2 separate regions of the Homo sapiens genome follow, and region 1 is linked to region 2. A link is an interaction called in ENCODE POLR2A ChIA-PET data of the cell type or tissue named here. Cell type or tissue: PC-3. All regions are shown on one strand. Links, peaks and the distances in the headings refer to the core of each region. The heading gives the core; the rest is flanking DNA.

What was found. ChIA-PET counts read pairs that join two places held together with the same protein. Peaks named below come from ENCODE experiments on the same cell type or tissue, not always from the same donor. Only the 100,000 strongest peaks of a DNase experiment are listed, where the experiment ranks them.
Region 1: POLR2A ChIA-PET joins it to region 2 with 12 read pairs; 5 of 35 experiments call an interaction of 5 or more read pairs at or near these places.

What each region holds. Positions count from the first base shown.
Region 1 is chr2:232,952,902-232,961,231 of GRCh38, forward strand. The region is part of intron 3 of NGEF (neuronal guanine nucleotide exchange factor); the gene reads right to left. Among named protein-coding and RNA genes, the nearest start is that of NGEF, 56 kb to the right of the region's middle. RefSeq lists enhancers at 5,252-5,341, 6,381-6,430. In PC-3, for the core only: no CTCF peak of the experiment used is centred there; a DNase peak (open chromatin) is centred at 8,130.
Region 2 is chr2:232,898,357-232,906,686 of GRCh38, forward strand. All of the region lies in intron 5 of NGEF (neuronal guanine nucleotide exchange factor), which reads right to left. Among named protein-coding and RNA genes, the nearest start is that of SNORC, 32 kb to the left of the region's middle. RefSeq lists enhancers at 2,053-2,678, 2,679-3,302, 3,184-4,383, 6,346-6,991, 6,992-7,636. In PC-3, for the core only: no CTCF peak of the experiment used is centred there; DNase peaks (open chromatin) are centred at 3,465 and 3,805; H3K4me3 peaks cover 1,037 bases; H3K27ac peaks cover 2,085 bases.

The sequences.
Region 1 (8,330 bases), core at 172-8,171, 54 kb after region 2:
AGGTTGCAGTGAGCCGAGATCGCACAACTGCACTCCAACAAGAGTGCAGACAAGAGTGAGACAGCCCTCAAAAAAAAAAAAAAAAAAAAAAAAAAAACAACAAAAAAGCAAAGTGATTGGGGCCAGGCGCAGTGGCTCACGCCTGTAATCCCAGCACTTTGGGAGGCCAAGGTGGGCAGATCACGAGGTCAGATGTTCGAGACCAGCCTGACCAAGATGGTGAAACCCTGTCTCTACTAAAAATACAAAAATTAGCCAGGTGTGGTGGCGCGTGCCTGTAATCCTAGCTAGTGGGGAGACTGAAGCAGGAGAATCGCTGAAACCCAGGAGGCAGAAGTTGCAAGGAACTGAGATCACACAACTGCACTTCAGCCTGGGTTACAGAGCGAGACTCTGTGTCAAAAAAAAAAAAAAAAAAAGAAAAAGAAAGAAAAAAAGGGAAAGAGAGAAAGAAAGAAAGAAAGAGAGAGAGAGAAAAGTGACCAGTGTGTCTGCCTGTTGATATTGTTCAGTTTTAATAAATGAGACAGCTACTCCTACACAACCAACATGCTCAAAAAATAAAAAAAAAAGCCAGAAGATAGTTGACTTACATTCTTTTTTTTTTTAAAAAAAAAAGAAAAAGTTTAACATACATTGTTGATGACACTGATATACATTCCTTTATGAAAATTAGGAAATGGGATCAAAATCTTCTGTATCCTGGCTGCCTGCCTAGGGGGAGATCTGCCCAGAGCCGGGGTCTTCTCCCAGAAAAGCAGTTCTGGTGCTCCAGGATGTATGCGGTTTCTTCTATGGAGCATAACTGAGGTGACTGGGGCCCGGGAGCGTTTTCCAGGAGGAACGCAGAGGGGCCACAAAACTAAGGTCCAGGAATAGGCCCCTGGAACACCAGCTTTGGTGCACTGGAGCTTCCTGGGAAGCTGCCGGGGAAGCGGTGGCTAAATGTCTCCTTGAGCCACCAGATAAGACATTTTCTGATAGAAACCGGCACTCAGGACAGTGGAGGTGATTGATAAGTATTTGTTAAATGAATGAACTCATAAATGAATGACACCTCAAGTTTGCAGGGGTGAAGCATTTGCCAAAAATAACAATTTTTGTTTTAGAGCCACTAACTATAAAAAAATCCTTTCTTCCTATTGGCGTGAGGATAACAGAGCCGAATGTCTACCGAGGGAGCTGTGTTGAGAGTCAGGGCTGCAGTGTCAGGCAGTTCAGGGTGTGCACTGTCCAACTACGGGGGTATCTTTTACATAGATGACCCTGTGAATGGAGCCCTCTCAAGCTGGGCCCTGGAATCACACCCTTGACTTAAAGGAGGGTGCTTTATTCTATTCTCTCTGACAGGGGAGGTGGGTATCCAGGCTTTCATTCATTCATTAACTGTCTTAGGCCTGGGGATATGACAGTGAATAAGATACCAGCCCAGCCCTGGAGTTATTGTCTAATAGAAAAGATGGATAAGTTGCCAGAAAATGACATTTTAATCTAGGTGATGAGATATTGTAGGATGCTGTGGGAGCTTAAGAGAGGAGTTCCAGCCGGGCGCAGTGGCTCACACCTGTAATCCCAGCATTTTGGGAGGCTGAGGCAGGCGGATCGTGAAATCAGGAGATCGAGACCATCCTGGCTAACACGGTGAAACGCCGTCTCTACTAAAAATACAAAAAATTAGCCAGGCGTGGTGGCAGGTGCCTGTAGTCCCAGCTACTCGGGAGGCTGAGGCAGGACAATGGAGTGAACCTGGGAGGCAGAGCTTGCAGTGAGCCGAGATCACGCCACTGCACTCCAGCCTGGGTGATAGAGCGAGACTCCGTCTCAAAAGAAAAAAAAAAAAAAGAGAGGAGCTCCTAATGCCATCTGAGGCAGGAAGCATGAAGGAAGGGTGGCAGGTTGAGGAAGGCTTTGCAGAAGAAGCTAAATGAGAACTGAAGGATGAATAGAAACTATCCAGGCACCAGTGTGGGTGGGGGAACAGCAGGTGCAAAGGGCCTGTGGTGAGGACACTTTCCAACCATCGAGACATAGTAACAGGTCACGCACGTTGGGGGCCGATCACTGTTCTCAGCACTTTACGGATAACAGCTTACTTTTTCTTCGTAATACGCCTATTCATATTCTAACTCTCCCCAACTTAAGATGAGGACACTGAGGCAGAGAAAGCCGAAATAACCTGCCTAAGGTCAAGTCTGGGAGTCTCCCTCCAGAGCTTGCAGTCTTTTTTCCTTCAAGATATTAATTGTTTTTTACATTTTAAAAGAATACTGAAAATTGCAAGTAAAGTACAGTACAAATAACTTTTTAGAAACTTTTCCTGAGCCGTTGGAGGGTCAGCTGCCGACCTGACATCCCATCATCCCCAAATACTTCAGTGTGTATTTTCTAGACCAAGACTAGCTCCTATATAACCCAAACACAACCATCAAAACCAGGAAGTCAGCTTTGAAATAGTATCACCAATGACCCTCAGACTCCATTCAGCTTTTTGCTATTGTCTGCTATGATGTCCTTTAGAGTAAAAAGACCCAGTCTAGGATCATCATGGCAGCCTGCTGATCAGCTCTTTGCTGTCCTTAAACTGGGAGCAGTTCTTCAGTCTTTGCTTGTTTTTGTTTGTTGGCTGGTTGGTTTGTTTTTGAGACAGAATCTCGCTCTGTTGCCCAGGCTGGAGTGCAGTGGTGCGATCTCACCGCAGCCTCCACCTTCTGAGTTCAAGCAATTCTTGTGCCTCAGCCTCCCGAGTAGCTGGGATTACAGGCATGTGCCACCACATCTGGCTAATTTTTGTACTTGTAGTAGAGACGGGGTTTCACCATGTTGGCCAGGCTGGTCCTGAACTCCTGACCTCAAGTGATCCACTCGCCTCGGCCTCCCACAGTGCTGGGATTATAGGCGTGAGCCACCAAGCAGGACCTTTGCTTGGTTTTGTGACTCTGACACTCGTGAAGATTTCAGACCAATATATTTTGCAGAATGTTTCTCAATTGGGACTTCTCTGGTGTTTTCTAATATTAGATGAAGGGTTTGCATCTTGGGCTGGCTACCTTGTTAGTTTGGCGTGTTTTTGAATTTTGCAGAAATGAAACTGTATTGTACATATCCTTCCTCAATCTCCCCCAAACGTGACTGCAGTTTAGCATGTGCTTGTATGTGCTGGACCCTGTCTACTGTGTTTGCTGGTTTCAGACGCCGCTCCTTTCCTTGTAAATATGAGGTAATTGAGGCTTGAGGAGAGCAAAGATTTATTTACCCGAGGCCACATGCTGCTATAAAGAGGATCCAGGGCTCAACCACTCTGAGTGGTTGTCCCTGAAGGGACCTGGCTGGGCCCTGCTAAGGTCAGAACAGGTGGGGTTTTGAGAGAATTTGAGAGAAACAAGCTTATGGGTCCATCAGTCCCTGCTTTCACCACCTCCCCAGAGCCAGCCCATAAGGTAAACATCTTACATTAAGAATTCAAAAGAATTAGAAAAAGATTTGGCTGCAATATAAGATTGTGACTAACAGAAGAAACAGTTAACTAATATTATCCATAAAGTATTGATAGAACCAATAAAATAGGAGTTTAAGAACCAGAATTAGGCTGGGCACAGTGGCTCACACCTGTAATCCCAGCACTTTGGGAGGCCGAGGTGGGCGGATACCTGAGGTCAGGAGTTCGAGACCAGCCTGGCCAACATGGCGAAACTCCGTCTCTACTAAAAATACGAAAAGTAGCTGGGGATGATGGCAGGTGCCTGTAATCCCAGCTACTTGGGAGGCTGAGGCAGGAGAATTGCTCAATCGCTCAAACCCAGGAGGTGGAGGTTGCAGTGAGCTGAGATGCTGAGATTGTGCCACTGCACTCCAGTCTGGGCGACAGAGCAAGACTCCATCTAAAAAAAAAAAAAAAAAAAAAAAAAAATTAGGTTACTGAAAAGTTACAGTTATAAACAGTCAAGTAAACAAAATAAAAGCGCATAAGAAGGACAATGGCTAAAAAGAAATAGGAAATAAAACAGTAAATCCAAGACCAACCCTGCCCCAGAAGCTTAGGAATTTAAATAGGAAGATAAAAAGAGAATTAAAGGGGGAAAAAAGATTTGGCATTAAGAATTAAAGCCAGAAGTGCTGAATTTTAATAGTGGTAATTATGATAAAGCTAAAACACAAAGGGAGAACATTTAAAAGGTGATTAAAATAGAAAATAAGAAGGAAGGTAAAAGGGCAAAGTAAGGAAGATTGAAAATTAAAAGAATAAGTACGATAAGCTAGAATAACCAAAATAAGGCAAAATAAATCTAAATGGGCAATTTAACAAGGGAGAAGATGTCAAGAGTTTAAAAACTAAAGATGTAATTACAGGTAGAGAAAATCCACAGTTCAAGCTCAGGCCCCCAGAGCCTGTTGTTGCTGTTATTATTATTATTACTACTACTAATAATTATTATTATTTTGAGATGGAGTCTCACTCTGTCTCCCAGGCTGGGGTGCAGTGGCGCAATCTGGACTCACTGCAACCTCTGCCTCCCAGGTTCAAACAATTCTCCTGCCTCAGCCTCCCAAGTAGCTGGGATTACAGGCACCCGCCACCACACCAGGCTAATTTTTGTATTTTTAGTAGAGACAGAGTTTTGCCATGTTAGCCAGGGTGGTCTTGAACTCCTGACCTCAGGTGATCTGCCCGCCTCGGTCTCCCAAAGTGCTGGGATTACAGGTGTCAGCAACCATGCCCAGCTCAGTTATTACTAATATTAATGTTAAATGTGAAAGTAGTCATAAGTCCCAGAGACAGTCCATGTGATCCCATAAGATCTGAGTCACATGCAAGTTTCTGCACCTGTCTGGTCACCTCTGGGTGTGGGCCTCTGCCCAGGAGGGGAGGGAGAGCTGGGACTGTGTCCTCCTCCAGTGTCACACCTAGAACCACCTGCCCTGCAGCCCAGTCATCTCTCCATGGAGAGGTGTGGGATATGCCCCTTCAACTTCTCAAAGGGGAAAAACATTTAGAACTGCTGAAAATAAGATAGAGCTGTCAAAAGTATATGAAATTAGCTGCATAAACTGTGAAACATAAGTCACAGTTATATTTGTTCTGAGACAGTGTAAAAATAGAAACGGTTTCACAGATAGAAAATTCAAACCTCTCTTCAGTCACCGTGTCCAAGTAGCCTGAGATCCTTCCGATGCTCTAGTGTCCTTTGTTTTGCAGAACTAGGAGGCCAGTGATGGGACCTCAGCTAGCACCCAAGCGAGGGATGCCAGAGAGGAAACTAATTTATGATGCTCCATTTGTATTTTTATTGCTGAGGGTACTTGGTCTCCTATATTACTAGGGGAGGTGGAGAAATGGGTTATCACCAAAAGGCAGCCGGGCAGGAAAACCCCTCTGAGGTAGAGATACTGTACTTCTGCTAGAGCTGCACGGAGTGTTCATCTATCCTGGTGACATTGTGACCTCTTTGCAAGAGCCTTGGTCTGCACAGTCCCAGGATACTTCTGGACCAGTCTGCACAGGTGTATCTTCAAGAGGTCAGTGGTTGAGCTCCTAGATCTCAGCTTCTGCCCGGGAGTCGGCATGCATGCATTTACTCATTCATCAATCATTTGCAAGTATTGAGGCCTTCTGGTGTGTTGCACTGTGCCAATTGCTCAGGAAGCAACAAAACTTGGCATGGTCCTATGTTTGAGGAGCTTAATGCTACCTGGGCCACCATGGTCAATGGTAAGAGCTGATGATTCTGCCAACCTCCCGGAAAAGGAGACTGGAACTGGGTGGGCAAGACTGAAGGGTCTCTATACTCAAGCTCCTGTCTTTTTGTATTTTAAAAAACAAGCTTTAAAAAAATAAACATATTAAAAATTAAAGTTTTCATTATGGAAAATTTCAAACATATACTGAAATAGACAGAAAAGTATAATTAATTCCCCCAATATTCATCACCCAGCTTCAAGAGTTCTCATCTCACGGCCAGTCTTTCTTCTCCACTCCCACCCACTCCTCCCCAGGCCTGGATTATTTTGAAGCAAATCCCAGACGTCATATCACTTCATCCAAAATATTTCAGACTGTATTTCTAAAAGATATTGAGGTTAAATATAGGTTAAAAATAACTACAATACCATTAGCATGCCTAAAGAGATTATCAATAATCTCTTAACATGATCAAATATTGGCTCAAACACCCCCTCCCCACAGTGTGTTTTAAAAGAGATTCAGATAGAGTCTGTATAATGCAATCCATTGATATTTCTTCAGTCTCTTTTAATTGCTTCCTTTCTTTCTTGTTTTTCTCTTTGCAGTTTTCCCCTTGAGAAATTGGGGCATTTATCCTGTTTGGATTTTATGACTGTGCCTGCATGGTGTTGTTTAACCTGTTCCTCTCTCCCCGGTGTTTCCTGTAAATTCCTGGTTAGAGCTGCAGGCTTGATTAGAGTCGGGCCACGTTTCTTCAGTTCCTGTTTTACCCAGTGCTTGTCCCTGTGTTTAGACACTCTCACAGAACAACCCAAGCTAGCTTCAATAAACACCTGACAAGCTGCCCCAGGCTTACTGAACATGCAACTTGTACATTTTCATAGAAATACATACAAGGAACAGTGTGGAAATGGGACATTGCCCAGCATCAGCACTTGAAGACTCGCCATGCTGTACATGAGCCATTGGTGGCAATGGGCGATTCCACAGCAATGACCTTTTTTTTTTTTTTTTTAAGACAGAGCTTCACTCTTTTTGCCCTGGCTGGAGTGCAATGGCGCAATCTTGGCTCACCACAACCTCTGTCTCCTGGGTTCAAGTGATTCTCCTGCCTCAGTCTCCCGAGTAGCTGGGATTACAGGCACGCGCCACCATGCCTGGCTAATTTTGTATTTTTAGTAGAGAAGGGGTTTCTCCATGTTGGTCAGGCTGGTCTTGAACTCCCAACCTCAGGTAATCTGCCCGCCTCGGCCTCCCAAAGTGCTGGGATTACAGGCGTGAGCCACCGCCCTGGGTAACAATGGCCATTTTTTAGGTGGATCCATGGATGATAGTCACAATGTTTAACAACCAGGTATGGCACCAACCAGCTACAGCAGAGCTGTTAACACTTAGTGTGGCTGTCCCAGGCTGTCCCTGCTGAGTGTTGGCCTTGGAGGTGACTCCCACGTTTAATGCAGGCTGAGCATTCTTGGAGCGATGCACTTTTGCAATTCCCTCTGGCCATTGCCAGGAACAGAGGAAGGCCAGTGGGCTAATGTTTTAACAAGGCTGATGCTTTCTTAGTTTATCCAGAAAAATGGCCCCACATATTTTAGATGTAGCTTAATTTTGTATGCTAAATATCAACTTATAAAAGCACATATTAAGGTTTTTTTCTTATACATATATTTAGCAATGTGGCACTTTTGTGATATGAAATGATTTCTGGGACTAGAACCCTGATTCATGACCTTGTGCCTGTAGGAATAAAGTCCCAACACAATACCTGAACTTGAGAGGACCCCAAGGGACTGAGTCAGTGACGTACTGGGGGCTTTGGACTTTGCCTCCTGTGGGCAGATTCACAGGAACACCCTCCTTCTCATAGCCGTGATTACCCTGGCCATACCTCACAGGCAGCCTGGAAAGGGGAGGTCATGGGTGTGGAGTCAGAGGCCCTGGGTTCACTGTCTGGCTGTCTCACTAGGTAGCTGTGCAGCCTTAAGGCTAGGCACCAAACTGTATTGAGTCTAGGCCTGGAGCGGTGGCTCATGCCTGTAATCCCAGCACTTTGGGAGGCTGAGGCGGGTGGATCACCTGAGGTCAGAAGTTTGAGACCAGCCTGGCCAACATGGTGAAACCCCATCTCTACTAAAATTACAAAATTAGCCAGACGTGGTGGTGCATGCCTGTAATTCCTGCTACTTAGGAGGCTGAAGCAGGAGAATCACTTGAACCTGGGAGGCAGAGGTTGCAGTGAGCCAAGATCGCGCCACTGCACTCCAGCCTGGACAACAAGAGCAAAGCTCCATCTCAAAAAACAACATGTGGGGATAATGGCCAGAGAATTTAATGAGACAGTGAGTGTAAAGGTGCTTGACATATGTAAGTTGGCTTCCTGTGCCCCTCTTTACAGAACACCTTTCTGCAATGATTGTGCTTTCCTCCTGCCGTGCTGCCCAGCTCACCATGACTCACTGCTGGTTGGTATACCAAAGAGGACTTGCAAAGCAGCCTTGGATGAACTCTGTGAGGATGGGCACTGACTACCAAGAACATCCCATGTCCCACATCAGCACCATCCCACATCTTGAAAACTGAAGAACTGATTCTTGGGTCCATTCTGGGCTTCTGAAGGCTCTAAATCATTAATCTACTGCCTCTAGCC
Region 2 (8,330 bases), core at 273-8,272:
TCCTGATCTTCAGGGCCAGGGGAAATGGCAGGTAGGGCCTTTCAGCTGTGGGCCTTGGCCTGAATCCCTGCTAATCGGTATGGCTGAGGCTCATTCCCCAGAACTCTCACCCCTCCTCATCCATTTACAGGCAACGTCACCTGTGAATTTTAGCTTCCAGGATGTTTGTCTTCATTTTGTATGTCAAATTGTTTGTCATGTCGATATGGCTATCTTTTCCTTATCGATATTACTTTTGCTCTCATTTAAGCCTCTACATGGCAGCATAGAGCTGACGAGGGATCCAGGCTCTGCTCGCTCTTCATTCATTCACTCGTTCGTTCCTTCGTTCCACAAATGCTCACTGAGCATCTGCTGAGCACCAGGCACTGGTCTAGGCACTGGGCACTCGGCTGTGAACACAGCAAGACTGGCTTCCCATGGCACTTTCGTCCCAGGGTAGTGGAAGGAAGTGTGAGCCTGTGAGGGCGAGTGGGAATGAGTGTATGTGTGCATAGACATACGCGAGTCAGGGTGTGAGCATTAAGGAATGAGAGTGCATGTGTGGGAAATTGTGGGTGAATGTGTATATGGGTGTGGCTGTGAGAGCATGTAAGTGAATGTGTGTGTGAATGCATGTGTGTGTGTGAATGTGAGTGTGAATGGGTGTATGTGTGTTAACATGTGTGAGTGAATATGAGGGTGGGTGTGGATGTGTGGATGTGTGTGTAAATGCATTGTGTGTGAATGTGTAAATGAGTATGTATGAAGGTGGGTGTGAATGTGTGCATGTGTGTGAAAGAGTATGAGAGTGTGTGACAGTGGGTGAATGTGTATGAAGGTGAGTGTGAATGTGTGTGAATGAGAGTATGTGACTGTGTGTGTGAATGTGTGCATATGAGGGGGGCGTGTGAACGTACGTGTCACTACAGAAGCTCCTCCTCAGGGAATGCGCATGTAGCCTGGACCCGGCTGTCTGAATCTCTGCTTGGTCTGGGAATGGCGCTCTCAGCTCTGTTGCTATCTGCCAGTATTCACGTCACACTTCCTGGCTTTCCTAAGCCCATTCCTGGCCTGGATTCCTTGTGAAGATTCAACTCCGGTCCAGCCTGGGCTTTCTTCAGGCTCCTCTTTTGTGATCTCTTGCTGATGGGTCAGGGGTCTCCTTTGGTTTTCACACACATGCTCTCACAGTCACTCATATACATGTTCACTCACATTCACTTACACACATGCTCTCACAGTCACTCATATACACGTTCACTCACATTCACTCACACACACATGCTCTCACAGTCACTCATATACACGTTCACTCACATTCACTCACACATGCTCTCACAGTCACTCATACACACATTCACTCACACACGCTCTCAGTCACTCATATACACGTTCACTCACATTCACTTACACACGTGCTCTCACAGTCACTCATATACACGTTCACTCACATTCACTCACACACACGCTCTCAGTCACTCATATACACGTTCACTCACATTCACTCACACACACACGCTCTCACAGTCACTCATATACACGTTCACTCACATTCACACACATGCTCTCACAGTCACTCATATACACGTTCACTCACATTCACTTACACACATGCTCTCACAGTCACTCATATACACATTCACTCATTCACTCACACACGCTCTCACAGTCACTCATATACACGTTCACTCACATTCACTCACACACACACGCTCTCACAGTCACTCATATACACGTTCACTCACATTCACTTAGACACATGCTCTCAGTCACTCATATACACGTTCACTCACATTCTCACACACACACGCTCACAGTCACTCATATACACGTTCACTCACATTCACACACACGCTCTCACAGTCACTCATATACACGTTCACTCACATTCACACACACACGCTCTCAGTCACTCATATACACGTTCACTCACATTCACACACACACGCTCTCAGTCACTCATATACACGTTCACTCACATTCACTCACACACGCTCTCACAGTCACTCATACACGTTCACTCACATTCACTTACACACACACGCTCTCACAGTCACTCATATACACGTTCACTCACATTCACTTACATGCTCTCACAGTCACTCATATACACGTTCACTCACATTCACTCACACACACGCTCTCACAGTCACTCATATACACGTTCACTCACATTCACTTAGACACATGCTCTCACAGTCACTCATATACACGTTCACTCACATTCACTCACACACACGCTCTCACAGTCACTCATATACACGTTCACTCACATACACACACGCTCTCACAGTCACTCATATACACGTTCACTCACATTCACTCACACACACACGCTCTCAGTCACTCATATACACGTTCACTCACATTCACACACACGCTCTCAGTCACTCATATACACGTTCACTCACATTCACTCACACACACACGCTCTCACACTCATGCACACATTCACTCACACACACACATGCTCTCACACAATCACCCACAGAGGCACTGGGAGCCACGCTGCCCGTGGGGCCAGGACCAGGACCTGAAGCCAGGTGAGCAGGCCCCCTCTCAGGCAGCGCGGGCCACGGGGCTGCTCTGGGGTGGTGACGTCCGGCGGCCTCAGATCAGCCAGGTCCCGGAGTTAGGGCCGCCTACACCACCCTGTTCAAGTCACACATTTGAAAAACAAAAGAGACCCATCAGCAAGAGGTCACAAAAGAGGAACCAGGACACCAAGAAAAGTCTGCAGGAAGCCAACCTGCTCCTGATGGAGAAAGGCGGAAGCTTTACCAGCTCTAACACCCAAAGAGCGACGGGCTTTTACGCAGCCCGCGGGCCCCAATTCCCTGTTACTTAAGGCAGTTCAGCTTGTCCTGCAGTTCACGGTCAAACATGGGCCATGCTGCCTGGCCGGCCGGGACTACAGTGTCTGTCCTCGGAGTCCCACTCCTGCCTCCGCACTCGGATCAACCCTGCGTTCCCCACCCTCAGCAAAGCTCGAGGCTGCGCGATTTCTCCTCCCCGCTCTTTACCTACACGGTCTCCTTATGATCCAGGGTTCGCCGTGGACCTCTGGGCCGTGCATTCCAGCCTGATTTGGGTTGTTTTTTTGGCTTCTCCCGACCCCTGTGTTAACAAATCACTGCTGTCTCTGATGCTGTGACCTTCGATGCGTTGTTGCAGCTGCGTCACCAGGGTGACATCTGCGGGGGTCGGAGCCAAAGGCCAGCAGACCGTGGACTGAAGGGCGGGCTCACTGGCTGCCCTCCACCTTCCTCACGGCCAGGAAACAAAACGTAGCCCCTTCCCCACAAGGGTTCTGCGAGGTCCCTTCCCATCCACCCGTGTGCCAGGCCCTCCCCACACAGGTCACCCCCAGTCCTGGGCATCAGGGCACTGGCCTGGAGCCCAACTTAGTTCACTGGCTTTTGCCTGGAGGGAGGGAGGGGATGAAGAGAAGGCCAGGCAGAATGCCAAGGGTCTAAGGCGTCCTTCCGGGACTCCCTTAGAGGCTGTGGGGACGTCGCCGTGACACCTCAGCACAGGCCCTACCATCCAGGCTCCGTGTCTCCAGTATGCTGCTGGGAGCTATCAGGGCCACCTGGGCCGCTGAAGACCCGGCCTCAGTCTGTCCTCGGCAGGGCAGTGGCTGGGGTGTGTGTGGTACGGGGATCACCATGGCCCACTCCTCTCTCTCCTCTAGCAGCTGGGGCCAGAGCCAGAGCCAGGGGCGCAGGGCGCTCCCAAGCTCTCCACTCTCTGCTCCTGCCCCACAGAGTCCTCTTGCTGCAGCCGCCCTGGGGTGATTCACATCCTCTGTTCCCCAGGATGACTCAACAGCAAGGTCACAAAGTTGCCTCGGTGCCTGCTGCTGGTGCAGTCATTTACACTGCAGGCATCAGGATGCACGGAAGTGACTTTAAAAGGCTTCCAGTTAAGAAGAAACCCCTCAAAGGCTATCCTCCTTCTGCAGACAATGATGATGAAGTCGGACTCCAGAGCCAGAGCCCGAGCCCAGCCCGCTGCAGCGCAGTCTTTAGTGAATTCGAGGCCGGACTGAGCAGGTCCCGTGAGCAGCGTGGGGAGTGGGGGCTTGGCTGTCTGATGGGGGAGTGACAGCTAACCCCTTGGGTTGCTAAGGGACGAGGGGAGTCACATATTCAACGCAGCCATGGGATGCAGGCGCTGGGGGCCCAAACCCAAGCCTCGGCACTCACACACATCACAAATGCCAATTACTACGTTTTCTCAAGATGACCTGTTAATAAAATCATTCGCAAAAATGTTTACATGCTAAAATAAGTGTGTGTAAATTTAAAAAGACACATGCTTGAGAACATGTTCAGCCTGCCTCATGGCAAGAGAAATGTTATGTTAAAACCACAACGAGGCCGGGTGCGGTGGCTCACACCTGTAATCCCAATACTTTGGGAGGCCCAGGCGGGTGGATCACCTGAGGCCAGGAGTTCGATGGCCAACATGGTGAAACCCCGTCTCTACTAAAAATACAAAAGATTAGCCAGGCATGGTGGCCGGTGTCTGTAATCCCAGCTACTTGGGAGGCTCAGGTGGAAGAATCACTTGAACCTGGGAGGTGGAGGTTGCAGTGAGCTGAGATCGCGCCACTGCACTCCAGCATAAGTGACAGAGTGAGACTGTCTTAAAACAAAACAAAAACAAAACAAAACAAAAAATGTTTAATCTAGCACACTGGGTAAAGAGAAAATAGCTGGGTAAGGCACCACATTAGTGGCAGGGGACCAGCACACTCATATGTGGCTAGTGTGTGAAGGCAATTAGGCGATACCCTCTCAAAATTTAAAGAACATTTAACCTTTCACCCAACAATCCCACTTAGCAATTCCCTTAGCATTCCACTGTGTAGATGTTCAATCTTCCATGAGTATAAATAATGCTGCAATGAACACTCTCAGTACCCGGTATTTCCAACTGCAAATATCCATCAACAGGGACAGGTTAAATACATTATGGAACATCTAAACAGTGGAGCCCAGAAAACTGCAAAAATGAGGGTGCTCTATTTGGATGGAGATGGAAAGATATGGTCAGTATTTTAATACTAGTTTACATTTGTGTGACATGAGGGCACACACACACACACACACACACACCTGAATATGTGTCTGACGAGGGAACTGGGTGGCCCAGGACAGGAGTGGGAGAAAGACTTTCACTGAGAGTCCTTTTGCACCTTTTGAACTTCCTGTCAGGTGCATACATTTTTTAACCAAAAGATAAATTTAAAAAAATGCTACCTGCCTACTTTGCTACTTTGTTAAAACAGGTATTGGTATTTGCTTTCTAACGCCTAGCTGACGTTTTAGGTAATGGCCACGTCCACCTCAAAGCATCAAGAAAAACTCCCTGCCGTCTCCCACTGTAGGACTCATCTGCTGAATTGTTGAGGGTTTAATCTAAACAGAAAAATATATAATTCAGTAACAGTTGGTAAATTAAAGAATGATCACAATGTAATTTTTTGGATAGAGGTCCATCATATTAAAATCCTAAGTAATTTCTTTCTAAAATGCACAATTTTCTTTTGGGAGTGGGGAAAGTAAACACGCTTAAGTTGTGAAACAGGCTGGAAAACAACAAAAATACAACTCTGTATGTCAGAGGCTGTACAGATGCAGACTGAGCTGCATCGCAACTTACAGCTGTAAAAATTACAGTCCAGGCAACACAGCAAGACCCAGCATCTACCGAAAGAAAAGACAATTCGCCGCCCTGTGGTTAGGCTGCATCAGGTGACCACAGGGCCCCTTGCTTCTCGCTCCCCAGCAGGACAAAGCCATTAGTCCTGTCTGGGCATGGGGGGACCGAGCCACACCCCACAGCCTGGGCAGGCTGTGCATATATGAGTGTGTGTCCCTGCTCCCCTGGAGAGCCTCACATCATTCCAGCTCCACGCCCAGCCCACCAAGACCAGGGACCGTGGCAAGTCCATCTTTCTCTAGCTCTGCCTCCTGGGTTCAAGTGATTCTCCTGCCTCAGCCTCCCGAGTAGCTGGAACTACAGGCATGTGCCACCATGGCAGGCTAATTTTTGTATTTTTAGTAGAGACAAGGTTTCAGCATGTTGGCCAGGCTGGTCTCGAACTCCTGACCTCAGGTGATCCACCTGCTTTGGTCTCCCAAAGTGCTGGGAGTACAGGCGTGAGCCACCACACCCAGCCCCTTCCCAACCTTTTAATTTGAATCTATGCCTAATTATTTCCTCCAATTGTTGGGTTCTCAAACAGTAACTAAAACACTATCCCAGAAGGGTGGGACCAAGTGCTTCAGGACAAATTAAAAAACAAAAACTGAGGCCTAGCATGGTGGCTCACACCTATAATCCCAGCACTTTGGGAGGCTGAGGCAGGAGGATTGCTTGAGCCCAGGAGTTGGAGAATAGCCCAGGCGAAACAGCAAGACCCCATCTCTTCAAAAAATTTTTAAAGATTAGCCTGGAGTGGTGGTGCACACCTGTAGTTGCAGCTACTTGAGAGGCTGAGGCAGGACAGCTTGAGCCCAGGAGTTCAAGGCTTCAGTGAGCTGTGATCGCACCACTGCACTCCCGCCTGGGCCACAGAGTGAGACCTTGTCTCTAAATAAAAAAACAAACAAAAACAACAAACTATTAATAAGCTGAGAAAGTCCTATGCAGGAACTCTTTCCCATTTCAGCTAGATAATTTTTACTTTAAAAGGAGGAAAACAGCTCTCTCCTCTCTCCTCTCCCCTCTCCCCTCTCCCCTCTCTCTCCTCTCACCTCTCACCTCTCCTCTCCCCTTTCCACGGTCTCCCTCTCATGCCGAGCCAAAGCTGGACTGTCCTGCTGCCATCTCGGCTCACTGCAACCTCCCTGCCTGATTGTCCTGCCTCAGCCTGCCGAGTGCCTGCGATTGCAGGCGCGCGCCGCCACGCCTGACTGGTTTTCGTATTTTTTTGGTGGAAACGGGGTTTCGCTGTGTTGGCCGGGCTGGTCTCCAGCTCCTAACCGCGAGTGATCCGCCAGCCTCGGCCTCCCGAGGTGCCAGGATTGCAGACGGAGTCTCGTTAACTCAGTGCTCAATGGTGCCCAGGCTGGAGTGCAGTGGCGTGATCTCGGCTCGCTACAACCTCCACCTCCCAGCCGCCTGTCTTGGCCCCCCAAAGTGCGGAGATTGCAGCCTCTGCCGGTCCGCCACCCCGTCTGGGAAGTGAGGAGCGTCTCTGCCTGGCCGCCCATCGTCTGGGACGTGAGGAGCCCCTCTGCCTGGCTGCCCAGTCTGGAAAGTGAGGAGCGTCTCTGCCCGGCCGCCATCCCACCTGGGAAGTGAGGAGCGCCTCTTCCCGGCCGCCATCCCATCTAGGAAGTGAAGAGCATCTCCGCCCGGCCGCCCATCGTCTGAGATGTGGGGAGCGCCTCTGCCCCACCGCCCTGTCTGGGATGTGAGGAGACCCTCCGCCTGGCAGCCGCCCCGTCTGAGAAGTGAGGAGCCCCTCCGCCCGGCTGCCACCCCGTCTGGGAAGTGAGGAGCGTCTCCGTCCGGCAGCCGCCCCGTCCGGGAGGGAGGTGGGGGGGTCAGCCCCCCGCCCGGCCAGCCGCCCCGTCCGGGAGGTGAGGGGCACCTCTGCCTGGCCGCCCCTACTGGGAAGTGAGGAGCCCCTCTGCCCGGCCAGCCGCCCCGTCCGGGAGGGAGGTGGGGGGGTCAGCCCCCCGCCCGGCCAGCCGCCCCGTCCGGGAGGGAGGTGAGGGGGTCAGCCCCCCGCCTGGTCAGCCGTCCCGTCTGGGAGGGAGGTGGGGGTCTCAGCCCCCCGCCCGGCCACCCGCCCCGTCCGGGAGGGAGGTGGGGGGGTCAGCCCCCCGCCTGGCCAGCCGCCCCGTCCGGGAAGGAGGTGGGGGGGGGTCAGCCCCCCGCCCGGCCAGCCGCCCCATCCGGGAGGTGAGGGGCGCCTCTGCCCGGCAGCCCCTACTGGGAAGTGAGGAGCCCCTCTGCCCGGCCACCACCCCGTGTGGGAGGGAGGTGGGGGGGGTCAGCCCCCCGCCCGGCCAGCCGCCCCGTCCGGGAGGGAGGTGGGGGGGTCAGCCCCCCGCCCGGTCAGCCACCCCGTCTGGGAGGTGAGGGGCACCTCCCTCCGGCCACCCCTACTGGGAAGTGAGGAGCCCCTCTGCCCGGCCACCACCCCGTGTGGGAGGGAGGTGGGGGGGTCAGCCCCCCGCCCGGTCAGCCGCCCCGTCCGGGAGGTGAGGGGCACCTCCCTCCGGCCACCCCTACTGGGAAGTGAGGAGCCCCTCTGCCCGGCCACCCCTACTGGGAAGTGAGGAGCCCCTCTGCCCGGCCACCACCCCATCTGGGAGGTGTACCCA